Linked DNA regions of Mus musculus: region 1 is linked to region 2. Evidence: chromatin loops called from intact Hi-C (ENCODE). Cell type or tissue: left cerebral cortex. All regions are shown on one strand.

What was found. Peaks named below come from ENCODE experiments on the same cell type or tissue, not always from the same donor. Only the 100,000 strongest peaks of a DNase experiment are listed, where the experiment ranks them.
Region 1: it touches region 2 in a loop (3-fold over the local background); 5 of 42 quality-filtered maps call a loop at or near these places.

The regions. Positions count from the first base shown.
Region 1 is chr8:92,665,277-92,670,276 of GRCm38, reverse strand. No RefSeq gene overlaps it. Among named protein-coding and RNA genes, the nearest start is that of Irx6, 6.5 kb to the left of the region's middle. In left cerebral cortex, no CTCF peak of the experiment used is centred here; a DNase peak (open chromatin) is centred at 2,938.
Region 2 is chr8:91,795,601-91,800,600 of GRCm38, reverse strand. Irx3 (Iroquois related homeobox 3) reads left to right here. Exons shown (of 4, transcript NM_008393.3): 2 at 1-928; 3 at 1,124-1,190; 4 at 1,625-2,090. The coding sequence ends at 1,679. It overlaps Gm39222 (a long non-coding RNA gene), which reads left to right and starts at 2,858. Exons shown (of 3, transcript XR_879088.2): 1 at 2,858-3,558; 2 at 3,650-3,711; 3 at 4,907-5,000. In left cerebral cortex, CTCF peaks have their summits at 2,688 and 2,890 (motif pointing left); DNase peaks (open chromatin) are centred at 2,634 and 2,874; H3K4me3 peaks cover 249 bases.

The DNA of each region.
Region 1 (5,000 bases), 870 kb before region 2:
CATATAAAAACGAGATGAGAGGAGGAAGAGGGAAAACGGCCCTCTTTAAGCAATACAGTGAAGATGGCATCTGCATGACTGTACTGATTTTAAAACAGTAATAGAGTTTAGTAACCGACTCTCTTCACCAAGAGGGCATTTTTTTTTCTCTAATTTGTGCATCACTGAGCGGGGCTTGCTGTATTAACGTGGCACTTTCTGCACAGTCTCTGAACAGAGCAATTCTTGATTATTTTTGTCCTGTGCATGTTGACATCTTTCTAGTGATAGGATCAGGCATCTGCTACGGTTTCAAGGAATTAAGCTTTAAAGTAAATAGCAGATGTATGGATTTGAAAACCGGAGAACGGATTTTGAAGCTAGCGTGTTTGGCAAAGACACACAAGAAAGCAATGGAGATATTAAAAAAACAACCTGTAGGGGCTCAAAGATAAGATTCCTCCCTTTGTGAAGAGGTATGTCTGGGGATGGTCCGTGAGTATATGGCAAGGCAGCATAGTGGTCAGGACAAATGAGAAAGGGAAGTATAGTATTTTAGGCTTCAACTCCAGAGGAAGTATGATGCTAAGTTTTAGCAGAAGGCTGGTGAAGGTAACATTTATAAGGACAGTATTTCGTTCTTGGCCCTAAAGGACTCACCACCATAGAACATAAGATTACCGTTAAAGCTGAGAGCAGGTTGGAGTTGCCTGCTGTCTTACTTGTTCTGAGTGATCTTTCCTTACGTTTCCAGGCTGGAAGCTGGGCATTAAACGGGGCATGGTGGCATATGCCCGGAACCTCAGTACTTGCGGGGTCGAGGCAGGAAGATTGCTAGTTCTAGGGGTGCATGCTAAGACTGTTTCAAGGAAACTCAAAATACAAAAATAAACAAATAAGCAAAAGGTCTCAAATGTTTTAGAGCTGGCCTGAAGCCTCTTCTCTGGTGTGGCCTGAGGTTTTGCTACTTTAAGGAAAAGGGAGCTTTTGTGAAGCCACGTTCTGGACAAGGTAATTTATGACAAATGTTCACAAATCAATAAAACTATGGGAAGTATTATTTTTACAGAGAGAGAGAGAGAGAGAGAGAGAGAGAGAGAGAGAGAGAGAGAGAGAGAGAGAGAGAGAAACACATGAGACATGCCCATTAAGGCATGGCCGTTCTAATACCTGTGCGGCTGCTTGGGTCTACAATTAAAAACAGCCTGACAATAAATCTTCTTGCAGTCTCTTTTAATGCTTTTAACTTTCCTGAAGGTTCAAATTGGTATCCCAAAAATGTGCCAGGACATTCACAAGGTATTTTATAGACTCATAAATAAATACGGCAATTAATCTATGCTATATTTCTTTCATATTTGATGACAATTTATTATGGCATTCACCCATTCTGCACACAAAAACTCTAATGCACTTAAAATCGGATTTCAAACCAAACATTTTATGGGAAAATATAGTATTGATCATCCATTTAAAGATATCGTGAAGATGATTCATAACCTGCTGTAAAAAAAGATCTCATGAGGACCTTAAAAAACGAGCAGGCTGGTGTGAGAGTCTATTCATAAAAGCAGGGCCGTTGGGCCAGTCCCTCCTGTTTCTTCTGTCTATCTCTGAGTTTTCTCAGCACTGATTGCTTTTGCATGCTGCCATTTCCTGAAAAAAAAAATCCCCTCCTAAGTCATGTTTCATCTTGACACAGGTTGTGGGATTTCATGGTGCCTTCATTCCTGCCTCAGTCTCATGCTGACATTCTGTCTGCAGAAAGAGTTTGCGGGGCAATGGTAGATATCTCTGTCACTTGGCAGCTTAAGGGACTCTTGGGGTGGGGTGGTGCCTGCCTTAGCACTTGCCTTGTTGTGACAAAAGTGACTGAATGAAGAGAGGGCTTCTTTTCTCTTACTGTTTGAGGGGACAGTTCAACATAGCTCGGTGGCCAGAGTAGCTCCTGCTCAGGTGGCACGAGTGTGAGATAGCTGGCTCCACTGTCAGTGATGTGAGGAGGGAGGGAGGAAGAGAAGGAGGAGGGAGGGAGGGAAGAAGAGAAGGAGGAGGGGAGGGAGGGAGGGAGGGAGGGAGGGAGGGAGGGAGGAGGGAGGAGGGGAGGGAGGTAGAGAGGAGGGAACAGAGACACAGAGAGGCAGAGAGGATGAATGTTGGCACTCAGTTTGCTTTCTGCTATTTTTTTTACTGTCAAAGCTTCCATGGAAGACTCAGGATGGGTCATGCTCCCTCCTCAGCTAACCCTCTCAGGAAATGCCCTCACGCCCATGGACCTAGAGGTGCATCTTCTAGGTAATTTTAGATCCAGCCTAGCTGATCATGAAGAAGACCCGCCCATCTTCCCATCATGCTTGTCTTCCTGTCATGGCAGGAAGCTGTCATGTCATGAGCTGAGAAGTCAGCTCAGGGTATACTGATTGATTTGGGGTTCTATAAGTCACTCACGATCTCGTGTCCACAGGTACTAGGAGGCAGACCTGAGAATGTACGCGAATCCAAGGATGCTGGCCCACTCTTCACAGAGCACCCAGCTTATGGGAGGAGGAGGACTTAGGTGTTTACTCAACAGATGTGTACTTGGTGTCTACTGAATGGCAAGGCTCCTAAGAAACTAGGATTCATCATTGGACAGAAGCATAATTCTGACTGTGTTAAATCCTTTGAAATCAGATGGGTCTCACCCAGCACCATACTAATTTGGGGGAAATACCTAGTAATTACTGAGTACCCAGAAGTCTCTAACTGTGAGAGCTTGTGTGCTTTAGGACACCCTCATTTTGAGCCTCCACCAAGCAGCGACTGAGCACCTTCTAAAGAGTATCCAGTTAAGGAGTGGGGGTTTAGAGATCAGCAGGAGAGTTCGAACCACCCCCATCCTAGCCCACCTTAAAGTTTAGCTATAATCTCTACTGGGAAAAGCAGCTAGAGTGTGCTGTATTTTAAATAGATTTTTGCCCACACATGCTTCATCTGTCCAAGCTGTTTTGTTTCTGTGTTTGGCTTCTTGAATGCTATATGTCTTTGGAATGCCAAGGATTTGCAAAGAAAAATGAGAGAGGTGAGACAGACAAATGGGGTTGTTTTGTGTCCTCTGCATGGTCAGCTGATATGGTGAAGTCTTGATTTCAGTGGATGATTGGTGCCCACCGTAAAATCTAGAGGATGGCATTTCTCAAAGGCATGGGCCGATGGGGTAAAGGACAGAATGTATCATGATGTAACGTTAGGCTATGGGTTCCTTGGTTACTTCAGATCTGTACACAGCATTTGCTATACACCCATCATTTCATGCCTGGCCCTCTTGTATTCCCTGAGTCACTCTGGGATCTGATGGGGGTTAGAAGATCTCATTCTCTCTTCACAGACAAAGAGAAAAGTGTTCAGGAAGCTTAAGTCACCACCTCGGGTCATGAAACTGATCAGCATCAGAGATAAGCCAGGGACCTTGGGTATTTGAATTCCTACCTGGTCCATTTATAGGCCTCAGTATCTTTTTTTGCAAAACAGCACAAACACCTTGAGAATGACCCAAGTTTAGAATTGCAAAGAGGTTTTCTTTCGCAGTCAGCGCAGCAGCTCTTCCCATCTTTGGGAAGAGGCAGGCAGCTTACTCTTCCAGTCTCCCAGCTTGAACTTCCTCTATCAGTGCTCCCTGAGCCACCACTCTCTGCTGGCCCAGGTTTGCTCGTTGGTCACGACTCCCAGAGAGAAAGGGAGCTTTCTATGCTTATCATAGTGCCCAGGGCCACTTCACCCACAGTGGAGACTCACCAGCAGCACCGCACCGAGTCACATGCAGTCCTGAAACTGTTTCTCCCAGACTCAAAGTCCTACAGACAAGATGTCTTTATCTGCAGAGACGGGGTCGTGGGGGATAATGCCTGTCCCTGTGGCTGCAAGGGGGCAGCAATAGACTTGACAAAGACAGCATGAAATACACATGGCAGGATTAGACTGTCCATGCAGACTGGAGAACATAAACCATTTCCTGTGCCACTTGGGCTTGAGGGCAGGGGTAGAGCAGAGGGAAAACCTGTGATGATAATTATGAAATATAAATTTATACACATATTATGGGAGCCTCTAGAGTAGACGGGAACCAAAACCCCTTTTACATTACCAACACCACAGGGATCTGGAAAGGCAGGAAGGGGATTAAGGGCATCTTTCTGCCTCAAAACTAATTTATAGCTATAGACAGTGTGGTCAACAGAGAAGGGAACACCAGTGCACAAAGTTTCTATACAGAAGTTCAGGTACCCAGACTTGAAGGGAGTCAAGTACCGGGCTCTGGGATCCATCTCTGACTAAGCTTTTGATTGCCTGTGAAGCTCTGGATAAGGCTCTTCCTTTCTGGAAGCCTCAGCCTACCCATCTACAGAATGGAGATAAGATATTGATCCTGATAATTGACAGAGGTTCCTTAGACTTACATACTTGTAGAAGTCATTTTTGCTTCCTCTTCAGGTGCTCTAAACACGACTCTCTAGAAAACTTTTTTTTTTTTTTTGTCTAGGCTCACTGTATAAGTTAGGTTTGCTTAGAACTTGCTAAGCTGGACTTGAATTCTCAACCTGGGATGCTGGAATTACAAGCCTAAACTGACATGCCTGGTGCTGGAAAGACCTTCCTGCCCTAGGCGAACCATCAGCATCTTTTGAAACCCCAGAAAACCTCATTTCCTGAGACTCTGACCAAGTCTTCAAATGGGGCCAGTTTCTCTATTCAAGAAAACTATAAAGAGGTAACCACACAGCTAGAAAGAAGACAAAGAGGGTGAGATGACATGACTTATCCAAGTGTGCTTGCCCTTGGCCTTCACTGGCTGGAGTGGCCTTAGGTGGGCATGGGAACTGACTCCTTTGCTGAGAAAGAAAAACCATGTTATGTGACCCACTTCTGGTCATTTGACTTAGAGGAAATCTGTAAGAGGGGTTTTAGGAAAGCATGTGTTTTCAAGATAAAAGAGGACAGAGTTACTGATGTCTCTATTTATGAACAAGGACATGACTGAAGCT
Region 2 (5,000 bases):
ACCAAGGGCGAGAAGATCATGTTGGCCATCATCACCAAGATGACCCTCACCCAGGTGTCCACCTGGTTCGCCAACGCGCGCCGGCGCCTCAAGAAGGAGAACAAGATGACGTGGGCTCCCCGTAGTCGCACGGACGAGGAGGGCAATGCTTATGGGAGCGAGCGGGAGGAGGAGGACGAAGAGGAAGACGAGGAAGAGAGCAAACGCGAGCTGGAGATGGAGGAGGAGGAGCTCGCAGGAGAGGAGGAGGACACGGGGGGCGAGGGGCTGGCCGACGACGACGAGGATGAGGAGATCGATTTGGAAAACTTAGACAGCGCGGCAGCCGGGTCGGAGCTGACCCTGGCTGGGGCGGCGCACAGGAACGGCGACTTCGGCCTGGGACCCATTTCGGACTGCAAAACTAGCGACTCGGACGACAGCTCCGAAGGCTTGGAGGACCGACCACTGTCGGTCCTGAGCCTGGCCCCACCGCCACCGCCCGTGGCCAGGGCTCCTGCATCTCCACCTTCTCCACCCTCCAGCCTGGATCCCTGCGCTCCGGCCCCGGCGCCCTCCTCCGCCCTCCAGAAGCCCAAGATCTGGTCACTGGCCGAGACGGCCACCAGCCCGGACAACCCACGCCGCTCGCCTCCCGGAGCCGGAGGTTCGCCTCCCGGCGCAGCCGTTGCGCCCCCGACGCTGCAGCTCTCGCCCGCGGCCGCTGCAGCGGCTGCAGCGGCACACAGACTCGTGTCGGCGCCGCTTGGCAAATTCCCCGCTTGGACCAACAGGCCTTTCCCAGGGCCGCCGGCCGGTCCGCGGCCGCACCCGCTGTCCATGCTGGGCTCGGCCCCACAGCACCTGCTGGGACTTCCCGGAGCCGCAGGTCATCCCGCTGCGGCCGCAGCCGCCTATGCTCGGCCTGCCGAGCCGGAGAGTGGAACAGGTGACAAGAAAAATGTAGGGGCACAGTGGGAGGGTGTTGGTGGGGCTCTCGCCTAGACTAAAGGGAAAGAACGGGGCTTTGGGGGTGTGTGGGACGCCGGTGTTTTCCTCTTTGCTCGCAGGCGGGTGCAGCTGCCCTGGAGGCCTGGAGCCTGTGTTTTAAAGGCCTCCTTTTTCTTCCCTCTGTTTCCTACAGATCGCTGTAGTGCCTTGGAAGTGGAGAAAAAGTTACTCAAGACAGCTTTCCAGCCGGTGCCAAGGCGGTAAGAGACTCCGAATTTGGGAAGCATAGTGGGAGACCCTTCGGGAGGAATAAGAAAAACACAGAGCCAGTGGCGGGAGCCCTTTGCCCCCTGGGAAGGTAGCAAAGTAGCTGGCAAACTATTGCTAAAGGACCCAAAAAATCCACTCTTCTGTCACTTCTTGTGGACCCATAGACACGGTTCCATTCTCGGCTGGAGCACCTCAGGCCTGTGGTACAGAGCTAGGGGAAGTCTGGCCCTTACAAGAGGCCTGTGGCGCAGAAGGCCTCTGCGTAATGTCCACTTCCTTCCAAGCCCGGTCTTGACTTCTGATCTCTTTAGCTCAGCTTTTAGTTAATACTCCCACAGCTAAACACCGGCTTTATAGGGGATCCCCTATCTAAGCAGTCTCCCCAACTCTAAAGCTCACTGTCTCTGCTTCCGTTCTCTTCCAGGCCACAGAACCATCTGGACGCTGCTCTGGTCTTATCAGCTCTCTCCTCGTCTTAACTTTTCAACCATTTTTAAATCGTTGTACTAATTGTAAAAAACAAAACAAAACAAAATCGCTCTGTATAGTGACGAGTTGCAAGCATGTCTGTGTATGATTACCTTAAAAGAAACACTAAACAACAACAACAACAACAACAACAACAGGAAAGGACAAAAGAAAGAAAGAAAGCCAGTCCCCCCACCTTGGCCCTCCCCCAAGTCACCCCACATTTAGATTGTGAGGTTCCTTCGTTGTGTTGATTTCGGGGGGGGGGGGAGTGGGGTTACGGAGAGAACAAGCCTGTCTGACTCTTTTTGTATATACGGGAAAATGTACATACGTGTGAACCAAATTGTACAAGAAAGTATCTATTTTTTGGCTAAATAAATGAGCTGTTGCCACTTTTGACTATAACCGGCAGGTCTGCCACATGGACCGGTTTGCTGCATGGTTCTTTGGTGTTTTTGGTGTTTCTTCCCCCCCACCCCCGGCCGTTGTTTAAAGAATCTACAGGAAAAGATGAGCTGGGTCTGAGGACAGCAATGGCAGAAGTCGTTCGGGCTTAGGTAGCCAGGCTTAGAAGCCTCTCCAAGAAGGGGTGATGAGAGTCGCTGGGCGACCGAGAAAAAAGGGCAAAGACCAAGGAGAAAATGATGTTGGTTCCTTACTAGGAGCTGGAAAACTAGGCTCTGCCCACGGGTCCACAGGAGTAACCATGGAGCCTTGGGGCCTCCTCTGATGACTTAGCAGAAAGACTTAGGGAAGCTTCCAGGAGTTCAGGGCGTGGGCTGGGAGACTCGCCCTCCCTGCTCCCTTCTGACTGCGCTCAACTGAAGTTTCTCAGCCTGGAGTATAGGGGCTGTCTTTAAACGCTCAATGCCTAGGCCTTTCTCGCCGTGGTTCCCTCTCCAACGGCTCCTTATAGGTGCAAAGGGCGTGGGGGATCTGCGTGAGAAGCCGGGGTGTTCACGTTTCCCGCTTGGTGGCGTGTGACCGCGCTGGTGTTGGAAATCCAAGGCCGAAGCCAGGCGGCGTTTGGTCCCTAGGTGCTTATGAGTACTTTTAGAAATCACGCGTGGGTTCGGGGTACAGCCCGGGAACCTTTGGAGCTGGGATCGTGTCAGAAGTCGGGTGAGCCGGGGGACCGTTAAGAGAGGGGCGAAGGTGGCGGGTGGGTGGGGGGTGGACGCCACAGTGGGGAAACCTGGGGCTTGAGCTCCCTCTACAGGACGAAGGGGACGGTCGGCGCCAGACCTTCCCGGCCTCTGCAGCCCTCCTGGTCCCTTGCCTGCCTGGACACTGCCTGCCTGGCTTGCCCAACTTTGATTCTAAGAAGTGGAGAATCACATTCAGAGTAGTGACGCCTTGGATGGGGTTCGAAGTGGGGGCGCCTTTGAGGCCCTCCTGTCTGGCCCTTTGGAATTTCCGGGATAGCCATGCACTGTGCATCTGAGCTGCAGAGCAGGGCTCTCGTGAGCAAGGTCTTGCACACTGTTGGAAGGTAGAAAGAGCTAGTGCTTACAACCTGGATCAGCTTCCAGTCTGGATCCAGCACAGTCAACATTGTGGATCTGTATGCGAGGGCCGCCGCAGTGTACGGGTCCACGAGATGAGGACACAGCTGCCAGAGCCACGGGCGACCTGGGACTCTGTTGTATGAAGACCGGTGCCCACATAACGAAAGTCCTCAGAATGGAGACCACTAGCAAAGAAAAGGACAGTGACAGCGGGGGGTTGGGGGGACGGGGACGGACTGATATTCAAGCAAACACTTCCTTTCTCTGTTTGCAAAGGTGTTTCAGGGGTTCAAGGTCTTTCACAGTTGAAGCATTGACGCTCCATCTTCTTAGGTCATACATGTGAAGTCAGTACCACAGAACAAGGGTCAAGGCTCTGGTTAGTGCCATGAGTATCTGTACAAGGGCATCTTAGTTCCTACCTCCTGGGCTTAGCCCTGACCCACACTGACTATCCATTTACTTCCCAGGAAGCCAAGGGCAGAGAATTCACTTCCTCGGGTTCTTTTTCACCAGCCGCCTGCTTCACAAGGTGAGGATGAGAGAGGGGGGTCTGCCCGTGCTCATTCTTAAGTAGGGGTGTCCAGCCATTTGCAGAGGCTTAAACTAAATATCCTCAGTTCCCAGGGGTACCTGCCGCTCCCCTTCCCATTGTCCAGAAATGTGAGACCTTTCCTTTAGGTGGCTCAAGAGACCCTGAAACCAGCTTTACCAAGGAAAACAGGAAACTACCCAGGGGAAAAATGATGTTGGTAGGCACAGTCTTCTGGGAGGAGGTCCCCAGAGAGAGGGACTTCATCAGTGGGAGAGAGATGGGTGGACATAGGGTCTCTCTCCAGTGAAGCTTCCGGAACTGCCCAGACTGTCTATCTTGAAAGTACAGCAATAGGAGGAGGCATGGGGGAGCCAGCCCCACCCTGGGCATATCTCATACAGTGTGTGCTTCAGACACCACCGTTCCCAAGTTGACCTCAGTATACCAACTCAACCAAAGCAAAACAGAATCTCCCAGGTTCCCAGCAAAAGAGGAAAGGGTCCCAAGAAGTCCCTCCATTCCTTAATATTGATTCCTAAAATGGAGAAGGAAAGTTAGAAGACGTGGTGGGGGGGGGGTGAGAAGTAGTGTACGTCTTGTCCCTGCTGCTGCTCCAATCAGAGGTGAAATATGTCAGCTCGACACTAGGAAGTGCCTTTGCTGTCCGGCTGGTTACTCAGAGCCATCCAAAGTATGTGTGGGATCCACTAGGTTGGAGACACTGCTTTCCCCAATATCTTCACAGAACTGGGAAGGGACAGTGCCTGCCAAGGCCAGAGAGCCCAAGGAGAATAAAATTACCTTCCAGGTGTCCACTGACACATTAATATTTTCTAACTAAATTGTCTTCTGGGAGTACGGGGACTTCAGGCAACAAGAAATTCAATTCAACCCCAAGGTGACAGGAAGGACCAAGGGTTAGTACATGACACACCACTTACTTGCTTCATGCCAGGAGTGAAGAGGGGACAAATCCCACCTACTAGAGAGTATTCTCTGGGCACATGGAGGACAGGGAGACCCAAAGGCACGTCTGTCCCTGGCCCATCTGTCTTGGGGAAAGGTAGCCAGAGAGATGGATGCCTGGGTAAGAACTGTGTGTCAGATATCTTCTGGTTTGAGTTTATTAGGAGGTTTTGCCAGGACTCTCTTTGGGACTGACTCTCTTCCAAAAACATTGTCTTCTTCCTAGAATTCTAGGTTGCATGTGCCCCTGTGGAGCAAAAATGGACAACTACAAGTCTGTAAAACTTGTGCCTGTGCTTGAAGGTAACTCTGAGTGGAGA